Regions from separate parts of the Homo sapiens genome. Here region 2 is linked to region 1. A link is an interaction called in ENCODE POLR2A ChIA-PET data of the cell type or tissue named here. Cell type or tissue: Panc1. All regions are shown on one strand. Each heading gives the region's core, and the rest is flanking DNA. Links, peaks and the distances in the headings are about the cores only. Region 1 has its middle 30 kb from the start of EZH2. Region 2 overlaps EZH2 (enhancer of zeste 2 polycomb repressive complex 2 subunit).

Region 1 (5,385 bases), core at 104-5,103:
GCCTCCCCAGTTCAAGTGATTCTCCTGCCTCAGCCTCCCGAGTAGCTGGGACTACAGGCATGCGCCACCACTCTTGGCTAATTTTTGTATTTTTAGTAGCAACGGGGTTTCACCATGTTGGCCAGGCTGGTCTCGAACTCCTGACCTCAGGTTATCCACCAGCCTTGGCCCCCCAAAGTGCTGGGATTATAGGCATAAAGTACCGTGCCTGGCTGGGCTGTGCTTTTTCGATTTGGTACCATGTGCTTGGTCCACATGTTAAAAAAAATTGTTAAAAGATTATATATTTTTAAAAAGATTATATTTAGGTTCACAAGCCACAAGATAGCAAAAGAATCTGCTGGATATTTTCTGTCTCCTCTCAGCGGCCTTCTTACACATAGATGTTGGTTGTATTCTTCCTCCGTCAGGGCTTCTAAACCCATCAATGGTGAAAGACCAGTTTTGTTTTGCTTTTTATTTCTCCAAAGGCTTATAGACTGATACTTTAGTACAATCAATAAAAATGAATTACTGGTAAAATGAAATTAAAAAACAACAGAAACATACAAAATTCAAGGTCCAATTTAAAAATTATTAGATGGAGCAGACATACCATTCCTCTGTCAAATTGCTTTTAACCAGTGGTTAGTGGTTCTCAACCAGGAAGAGGCAGGGAGGGCTCTTGATTTTGCCCCTCCACCTCTGAGGACATTTGACAATAGCAGAGACGTTTTTGCTTGTCCCCCCTGGGGAGGGGGATGCTACTAGCATCTCATGGGCAGAAGCCAGAGATGCTCAGAAGCATCTGACAGTGCAAAGGACGGCCCCCACAACAAAGAATTATTGGGCCCCAAATCAGTAGTGCCAAGGTTGAAGAATCCTGCCTTAAAAGTTTCTACATTGCTAATCTCAGTTTTTTGTATTTATCTCTTGGCAGAATGGTAACATTTTTGGACTGTGGTCCACAGACCACATTTTGAGACGACTGCCCTTACATACTTGAACTCTGACCCAGTAAGGTTGCCAGACAAAACACAACTGGATTCTCTAATCCTTTAACTTTGTAAGGCTTCTGGATAAACAAAATAAGAATGAGCACAAGGGAATGAAGCTTAGTGATGTAATCAAATGAAACATAAATTATTCTCTGCAGTCTGCAGGACTGGGGCTTAAAGCCTAGCTTTGTTACTTCTTAGCTGTGTGAGCTTGGGAAAGCTATTTTTAAAAAATCTTTTAATTTGATTTTTTTTTTTTTGAGACGAAGTCTTGCTCTGTCACCCAGGCTGGAGTGTAGTGGCATGATCTCGGCTCACTGCAATCTCCAACTCGCTGGTTCAAGTGATTCTCCTCCCTCAGCTTCCCAAGTAGCTGGGACTACAGGTGTGTGCCACCACGCCCCGCTAATTTTTGTATTTTTAGTAGAGATGGGATTTCATCATGATGGCCAGACTGGTCTCAAACTCCTGACCTCAGGTGACCCACCCACCTTAGCCTCCCAAAGTACTGGGATTATAAGCGTGAGCCACTGCACCTGGCCTGGTTTTTAATTAAAAAAAAATTTTTTTTGGTGGAGATGGTGGGGGGAGGTGTCTCACTATGTTGCCCAGGCAGGTCTTGAACTCCTGACCTTAAATGATCCTCCCGCCTCAGCCTCCCAAAGTGCTGGGATTACAGGCGTGAGTCATTGAGCAAGGCTGGGAAAGCTATTTAATATCTTCAGACTGTCATTTTCCCCTCTGTGGAGTGGGGATAATGCCCTCTTCCTATGGCTGTGCGAGGATAAGTGTGATTTTTGGTATGGAGAGCGCCTAACCCACAGAGGCACCTGATAGTTGAACCTCTCCGTCAAAGGTCACTGAGAGCCCCAGAGCGTTCTTCTCAGTCTTTTTATTTCTGCAGTGGAGCCCGAGGCAACACCCCTCACATTTCCTCCTCCTTCTCCGAAGAGTGGGGCTCACCAGGAACTTTGAACTGCCAGGTACCTGAGTGAAGGGCAGGTCCTAACTCTTCAGAGACGATTCCAGGAAGCTGCTTTGTAAAGTGGAAAGTGTGATGCAAATGTTAGGAATCGCTTCGTTGGTTTCACTGATATTGACTGGGCCCCTACTAGATGCCCTTAATATAAAGCAGTGGCAGGCTGGGCATGGTGGCTCACATCTGTAATTCCAGCACTTTGGGAGGCTGAGGTGGGTGGATCACCTGAGGTCAGGAGTTCAAGACCAGCCTGGCCAACATGGTGAAATCCCATCTCTACTAAAAATACAAAAATTAGTGGGGCATGGTGACAGGCACCTGTAGTCCCTGCCATTTGGGAGGCTGAGGCAGGAGAATTGCTTGAACCCGGGACGCGGAGGTTGTAATGAGCCAAGGTTGCACCACTGCACTCCAGACTCCATCTCAAAAAAAAAAAGAAAAAAAAAAAAAAGAAAAGCAGAACTAGGCTCCCATTTGTTCACGGGTATTAAATAAAAATGATCAGGGAGGAGGGGAAAAGACGATTCACAAAGGAGCTTCTAGTCTGAGTTATAAGGTAGCCACAGTGCAGTCAGCTCAGGCATTGGCAGGAACTACTGGGGGGATGTCACCCAACAAATTCCACCTTCACCTTAAAAAGTAACTGTCCAGCTGGTCCTTGCCTTCCTGTCCAGACCCGGAGCAGTGGGGCCCATGCACCTGGCACCTGACTTGCTGCAGGGAACCACAACAGCGTGTTCCTGTTCTAGGAACTGGGAGAGGGGTGAAGGGTGGCTGTGGGCCCAGCTGGAATGCTGGCCTCAGTGGAGGAGGTGCAGAAATGCCTGGGCAAGGCCAGGGGCAGACCCTCCCATCAGCGGGGAAAGGCCCTTGGCAGGTGGCACCAGAGGGGGCCACATGGTAGTGTGCCCAAACAGGGGCCCAATAAAGTCTTTACTTCCCTAGCTCTCTTTCTTGAGAATACTTCCCTCTGTGTCATAATTGGAATGTGTGAGTCATGCTCTCAATCTCCGAAAACTCAGTGCTCTTGGTTTGTCTGAGTCCGCAGCAGGTGCTGCGGGGGAGGCTGCGGGAAGCTGAGGACTTGCAGCCACTGAGGCCAGAGCTTCCCTGGACAGCACCGAGGCATGAACGGCATTGCACCGAAGACAGGGCTGGGTGGGGAGAGGTATGGCTACAGAACACACCTGTTAACTACCGGTAGCTTTCTGGGGGCAGAATCTGTCTGTCTCAAGCCCCCCAGGATTGCAGCCACCTCTCCCATCGCAGTCCCGCCACTGCTTCTGCTGCCAGGCAGGGCCTGGAGATATGGCTCTTGGCCACCTTTAGTACACAAGGTGCAGGCAGGCCCTGATAATGAAGAGAATTAAGACAGTTTCTCTCCCACAGACACTCACAGCCTAGACGAGGAGATGAACCATCAACAAATAATTTAACAAAGATTTGGGAACAGAGTGGCAGAAGCTATTCCTCTGCCCAGGAACAAAGAATCATTCCTTTCTGTTTCCATGTGGGCTCCTGACACAGATACTCAACAAGCAGAGCCAACATGATTGATCTTACGCCCTGATTATGTGGCAAACATGTTTGCATTTTACGATTGTTCATTTTAATTCGTATTATCAGGTTTTGCTACCATGGCAGAACATAACGGTCTTAAACCCTGCATGTTAATCCCAGTTATCCAAGACTTCCCATGATACACTATAAAAATGTCTTTTTACCCCGCACATGCTTATGTCACTATCTTATATCTTATACAATGTGCCTTTCATTTCTAAAAGCAATTCATTCACATAAATGTTCCTGCAGATTGTTAAAGCCTTAGACTCTGGGACCAGGCATAATTGGAGAACGAATCAGATGTATGTTTCAAAGAAACAACCCCAACACATATCCAAACGACATTTAAGATTTCTTCCTATTTCACAGGAGATGACTTACGAGTGAACACTCACCCTTTTTTGGTATGTTAGTCTCATATTACCTTTTGCTATTAAACCAGGCATGGGTACACTTTCCAGGGCTGAGCTTTATTGCACATGAGCCCTGTGACTCAACTTTGCCATAACCAGGTATTTTGGGGGCTTTTAAAAGTATGAAGACATTGCTAAGATTAGTAAAAACAGAACCTTCAAAGTCATGAACACTGAAAGTACAGAAATAAATCATTTTAGCTTTTGATGGTTTGATGAAACTTTCTATTCACTGGCTTCCTAATTCATAAGCATCAAAGTAAAGGAAATTGTGGTGACATGATTTTGCAGTCATAATTTCTGAGCCTCAGAAATGCATTCAGCTGAATCGAATGTAGTATCTTTCTTTTAATTTGAAATGGGTAAAATACAGATCCACAGTTTAAGAATCAAATTCAGTTTAACAATTGGAAAGAACCTTTGAGAAACTGTGTTCCAAACACATTTTACAGGTGAATACTATCAGAATACAACCGGTTGAGGACCAGGCAGGCCCCTTAACTTCCCCAGGGCTCAGCTTCCTGATCTGTAAAGTTAGGGGCTGGGCTGTATGAACCCCTAAATCCCGTTTCACCTCAAACGTATTTCAGGATTCTAGTAAAAAGGTGCTGAATGAACGAAGCTAATCCCGAGAGAGACTTGGATTTGCCTGAGATCATGCAGTTAGTCAGGGACAGACACACATCCTCTGACTCCCGGCCATTGCTCTTTATAGAGAACAGGTTTAGAGTAAAGATCTTGAATTAAAAAAAAAATTACACAGAGATTAATGAACAGAACACCTTATAAAAAAAAAACAACACACAACTCTATATGAAAACCAAGTCACGCAAACTTCTGAGCAATATGTTTCAGTAACCTGCACTTTTAAATCATAGACTGGCAGCTATGATTTAAGCACCCTTAGACATCCAGCTTGTGTCCCTGGCATGACCAGGTATGCACTGGAGGAATGTCAGCCAGTGTACTGGCTTCTTCTGTTACATCATGAACTTCTCCAAAATGGAGAGACAACAATTCATTATACCATGATCTCTCATTATAGATTGAATTGTATCCCCCAAAACGACATGTTGAGGCCCTGACCTCCACTACTGTATCTGTGAAGGGGACCTTATTTGGAAATAGGGTCTTTGTGATGTAATCAAATTAAGATGAAGTCATTGGGGGGTGGGGGTGCTAATCCAGTATGACTGATGTCATTATAAGAAGAGGGAAATTTGGACACAGGGAGAAGACGGCCACATGAAGATTGAGGCAGAGATTGGAGTGATGCTGCCACAAACTAGGGAATGCCCGGGGCTACCAGAAGCTGCAACAGACGAAAAAAGGGTCCTCCCCTAGAGCCCTCAGAAAGAGCATGGTCCTGCCAACACCTTGATTTTAGACTGTTAGCCTTTAGAACTGTAACACAATGAAATCGTGCTGTTTTAAGCCACACAGCGTGATACCT
Region 2 (5,385 bases), core at 358-5,357, 83 kb after region 1:
AGACATTTTAAATAAAAAATTTAAACATTTAATATGTGTGTGTGTGTGTGTGTGTGTGTGTGTGTATATATATATATATAATGATTTTTCAGTTTCATTTTACTACACTTCTTTTTTGCTCTATTTTCATTGATTGTGGATTATGAATGTATGTCTAGGATATTTTTGAGAAGGCTCTGGAGGACTTACACCTGGGCAGTAGTACTCTTTAAGGAATCTCGGATTCGTAGACAGGGTGGAAAGTGCTGTGGTTATTTAGGCACAGAGTTATACCATATTTCAGAGAATCAAAGATGCAAAATTTTTCACATTTTAACATTGGAAACAACATGCATCTTAGAATCACTGTGATAAGAATGGATTATACCTTTGTTTAGTTGGCAGCATTTTTTCTTAGTGATACAGAAGATAATGATGTACCTTGAAATCGCTGTCATCATAGATTGTATGAAATATGGTGTTTCAAGGGACTATGTGCACTGACACATTTTAGCAATATGGTATCATGGCAATATAAGGAGCGGGAAGAGCAGGGGCTCCAGAGTCAGGCTTTTGGAGTTTACATTCTAGCCCGAGAACCATGCGCAACTTTGGGCAAGCTACTTATCCTTTCTTTTCTATAGTTTTCTCACCTGTAAAATGGGGGCTAAGAGTAGTACCCATCTTACAGTGTTGTAATGAGGATTAAATAGAAGACATGTAATGTGTTTAAAATAGCCTAGCACATAGAAAGTACTTAGTAATCAGCTAATATTATTAATTCAGAGATTACAGTTTTGCAGAATAGACTTAAATTTACTTTGTTGTGATTGAAACACAAACCCATTACCCTTAATATTTATGTATCATCTGATAATATCAGCAATTGACACTTAGATTTTAAAAAAGGAAGATAAGGAAGATTAACTGAACAAGTTTTCTTATTCTTTTTATTTTATTTTATTTTATTTTTTTTTTTTTTGAGACGGAGTTTCGCTCTGTCGCCCAGGCTGGAGTGCAGTGGCGCGATCTCGACTCACTGCAAGCTCCGCCTCCCGGGTTCACGCCATTCTCCTGCCTCAGCCTCCCGTGTAGCTGGGACTACAGGCGCGCGCCACCATGCCTGGCTAATTTTTGTATTTTTAGTAGAGACGGGGTTTCACCGTGTTAGCCAGGATGGTCTCGATCTCCTGACCTCGTGATCCGCCCGTCTCGGCCTCCCAAAGTGCTGGGATTACAGGCGTGAGCCACCGCGCCCGGCCCAAGTTTTCTTATTCTTATTAAGTAAGATTTAAGTGGCTTATTTGGTATACATATTACTATTCTGTGTGGTTGGAATGTAAGAGAAATGAAGGATGAGCTAGGAAATAAATGTATAGGAAAAGCATGGAGGAGTTAATCAGATCGCTGAATCTCATATAAGTACAGTTTTTGATTCTTACTGATATTGGTAAGTATGGGAAGGGTTGGAGGTTTTGAAAATTTGGAAAATTTGAAGCATTTTTGCACCCTAAGTAAAAGAAAAGAGAGAATCCTATTTGGTTTATATGACCACTTTACTGTCCTAGGTAAGGACTTTTTTTTCAAAATTAAATATTTGGGTAGGCAGCATCTCTTTACAATATGATGGCTACAGCTTAAGGTTGTCCTTTTATTCTTAAGAGTCAATTTTATTTTTTCTGTTTTAGTGTTCGGTGACCAGTGACTTGGATTTTCCAACACAAGTCATCCCATTAAAGACTCTGAATGCAGTTGCTTCAGTACCCATAATGTATTCTTGGTCTCCCCTACAGCAGAATTTTATGGTATGTAAATAAGATATCTTCTGCTTATTTGATAATAACTTATTTGAAGTAAAAAAGCATAGATAATTTTATTGTCAAGGTGAATCAAGACAGTATAAATTCTAAAAAGCTATCAAAATAACACTTGAAGTAATTTTTAAAAATTGATTAAGGTAGTTTTTTTAAGGCCTGTGCAGTATTACTCTTTTCCTATACTCTCCAAAGGAAAAGTGTTAAGCAGTAACCATACCTAGGATTAAAAATATTTAAAAGATGGGCTGGGCATTGTGGCTCATGCCTGTAATCCCAGCACTTTGGGAGGCTGAGGCAGATGGATTACTTGAGTCTGGGAATTGGAGATCCACCTGGGCAATATGGCAAAACGCTGTGTCCTCAAAACAAAAGTTAGCTGGGTGTGGCGCATGTCTGTAGTCCCAAGCTACTCAGGAGGCTGAGGTGGAAGGATGGCTTGAGGGAGGCGGAGGTTGTAGTGAGCTGAGATTGTGCCATTGTACTCTAGCTTGGGTGACAGCCAGACCCTGTCTGAAAAAAACAAAAGGAATGAAGCTTATAGTTCTTATCCTTAAAAAAGTCAGTGTCCTGTAATCTAAGTCTGACTTTGAGTTTTTGTTAATTGAGAACTTATTATTTAAAACAACTTTAGGTAGCATTTTATTGTGATAATGTACATTATGGTGTAAAATTCATAGGGCTTGTGAAACATGAGCTGAAACATAGTTCCATTGCTAACTCTGACGCAGCAGCTTTTGTAATAAAATGCTAAAGAGAAACTGAAGCATGTGTTCTTGACTTGTATTGCTAAATAAAAAATATATAGTTGTATTACTTAATTGATATATAAAGTGGGAAGGCTAATAAAATGTTGATAGAAGTCCTTGGTGAACCTGCTTTGGGGAAGTTTTTAGTAACTTTTATACTTTGTACAGTAGAGTCTCAACTTCAGTTACTCTTCTGTAGTTGTATAAATTTGAGTGTAGTTTGAGAATTACATTGCATGACCTTGAGGGAAGTTTCATGTTTTCACAGACTGAAATTCTGGAAGAATATATTATTTAAATTTGTCATTAATTTATGAATCACCCATGGATTTTGCTGGTCTAGCCTGGGTGACAGAGCCAGACCCTGTCTGATTTTGCTGACCAAAGCAGATTAGGCACACAATCTTTATTGTAACTAAGATACGTTTTGGAGAGCAGGATGATGTGGATATGATTGAAAAGACAAAATATCTAAGTGTCACTTGATTTTGGCTTAGATAGAAAGAAATCAACCCCTAGTTTAAATGAGATTAGTGCAAGTGAAATGAGATGAAAACAGGCCTCTAGTGTGTACATAAGCTTGAATTTGAATATATGAATACATTAAAACCTGCATTTTAATTATATGCTCCTTTTATCCCACTTTTTCTTTTCCTTGTCTGTCTACGGTACTTGTTATCTTTATGAACTCTCCAGTTGTCCTAAATTTGTTACCTAGGGATTATTTGAGATTTTTTCCACATTCCCTGGCTGCTACTAGTCCTGTGTGTGGCCTTTCCCAGCGTGTTCTTACCTGTGGGCCATGATCATAGTGCTGGGCCGAGCCTACGCCATCTCACCCTTTAAAGAGCTTCTGTGTCCTCCCAGTCAGGCATAGCCAGTCCATTCTGCTTATTATAATTATCTTTCTAAAATTCTGTTTTCAACCAATACTCTTTTCAAAGGCCTCTTAAGACTTAGACTTGTCTTCACTTGGAATTAGTCTCTTTAAACATGTACTTCAGAACTGTCCAGTCTTTATCTATAACTGCTGTCATTTTTATTCTTCATTGAAAATGCTCTTCCTCCTATGAATGTCAACTTTCTTTACCTTGTATGCTTAACTATTCTATTCTGTCTTAACTTTTGTTTGATTGGCTATTCTTCTTTCTTCTCTGTTGTCTTCCAAAGCTTGATAAAAACTCATCTATCATCTTTACTAGCACTGTCAACTTTGATATTCATCTCATTCATCTAAATATTGAAATATTTTATGTTTTTGTAGAATGTTCTTATTTTACATATAAGTACATATCCTTTTGGCATAAACTTTAATGGACTATCAATACTCTGTATCCCTAGAATTTTATTATATTGGATGTCTTACATTTTTTTTTCATTTTACCTTAAACTATTACAAGTTAATGGCTGTTTTAATAACTGGATCATCAAGTGGAGTTTGGGAGTCTTAGGGTAGTTTTTTGGTATGGGTCTTTATAGTTGATCTTGATACACCATATTTCATCATCCTCTATTAACATCTAAAGTGCGCGTTAAAACTGATGATGGCTGGGCATGGTGGCTCATGGTGTCAGACACCTGTTATCCCAGCACTTTGGGAGCCAAGGCGGGTGGATCACTTGAGCTCAGGAGTTCGAGACCAGCCTGGGCAGCATAGTGAGACACTCGTCTCAATTAAAAAACAAAAACAGAAAAACAGACGATGTCTTCTCATAATCTAGAGCATCTTTTTCTTTCTTAGAGGTATGTACAATAATGGTGGTAAGTTTTAATGATTGATGACAGACTAAGTGCATTATTTTTTCTAGAATTAAATTTTTTTTCTGTCAACAGTTTTCTCAGATATGCTTATTGGTGAGAGGGGTCTTTTATTTTTTGATAAATTTTAGAGTTTGCTCTCTGACTAGTATTTTAAATCTGGAGAACTGGGTAAAGACATGTACACATGAAAAAAAGGTTGTATTTTAGTTATTTCACATTTGATACTTAGAGTAAACCTGCTTTTTAAATATATTTTTTTCTTTTAGGTGGAAGATGAAACTGTTTTACATAACATTCCTTATATGGGAGATGAAGTTTTAGATCAGGATGGTACTTTCATTGAAGAACTAATAAAAAATTATGATGGGAAAGTACACGGGGATAGAGGTGAGCCATATGCTTCTTCTCTTGGAAAAAGGGGCTAAAGAATTGAGAGACACTTTTGTTTATGAAGCATATAGGGCATGAGAAAAATTTTAATATTAAAATTAAGTTTTGCACTGAACTATAAGGGACTGAACCTGGGCCCAGGCCTAAGATTTTCAGTATTTTCCCTAACTATTTTTGGGAAAATTAGTTAGGAGGATCATGTTTGCCACCTGATAATTATGCATAGTTGGTTATAACATAATGGCAATAACATGTAAATTAAATAGAACTTGAGTGTATGTAGATTTTAAGATTCTTTAGTAGTAAAATTAATTAGGATTGGGGCTCTGCTTCTGTGGCATATAGGGGCTCCAACAGCCCCTACTACTAAAAAATACCGCTCCTCTAGGGACTACAGTACCTGAAATTCAATCCTTAGAGTCATGGTTTCAGTTTTTTGTGTCCAGGAGGCCCTGTTAAAGTGTCTGAAAGGATAATATTTGTAATATCATCATCCATTGTCATTATCAGCAGAAAGCAGGGTCTGAAATGATCAGTTAAAGGACAGATCCATTGTTTGGGAGGAGGCCAAAGCCACAATCAGTTCCTAGAAGATTCAGTTTTCTACTAGAAAGTTTTGGGGAGGGGCCATTCTACAGAAAGTAGCAGGTATTAAAGATAAGTTTGCTTCCTTTGCCTAACACCAGTCCTGA

The links. Peaks named below come from ENCODE experiments on the same cell type or tissue, not always from the same donor. Only the 100,000 strongest peaks of a DNase experiment are listed, where the experiment ranks them.
Region 2: POLR2A ChIA-PET joins it to region 1 with 6 read pairs; 3 of 35 experiments call an interaction of 5 or more read pairs at or near these places.

What each region holds. Positions count from the first base shown.
Region 1 is chr7:148,912,037-148,917,421 of GRCh38, reverse strand. No RefSeq gene overlaps it. Among named protein-coding and RNA genes, the nearest start is that of EZH2, 30 kb to the right of the region's middle. In Panc1, for the core only: no CTCF peak of the experiment used is centred there; DNase peaks (open chromatin) are centred at 893, 2,961 and 3,971; H3K27ac peaks cover 774 bases.
Region 2 is chr7:148,829,033-148,834,417 of GRCh38, reverse strand. It overlaps EZH2 (enhancer of zeste 2 polycomb repressive complex 2 subunit), which reads left to right. Exons shown (of 20, transcript NM_004456.5): 4 at 1,668-1,784; 5 at 4,570-4,690. Among named protein-coding and RNA genes, the nearest start is that of EZH2, 53 kb to the left of the region's middle. In Panc1, for the core only: no CTCF peak of the experiment used is centred there; no DNase peak of the experiment used is centred there.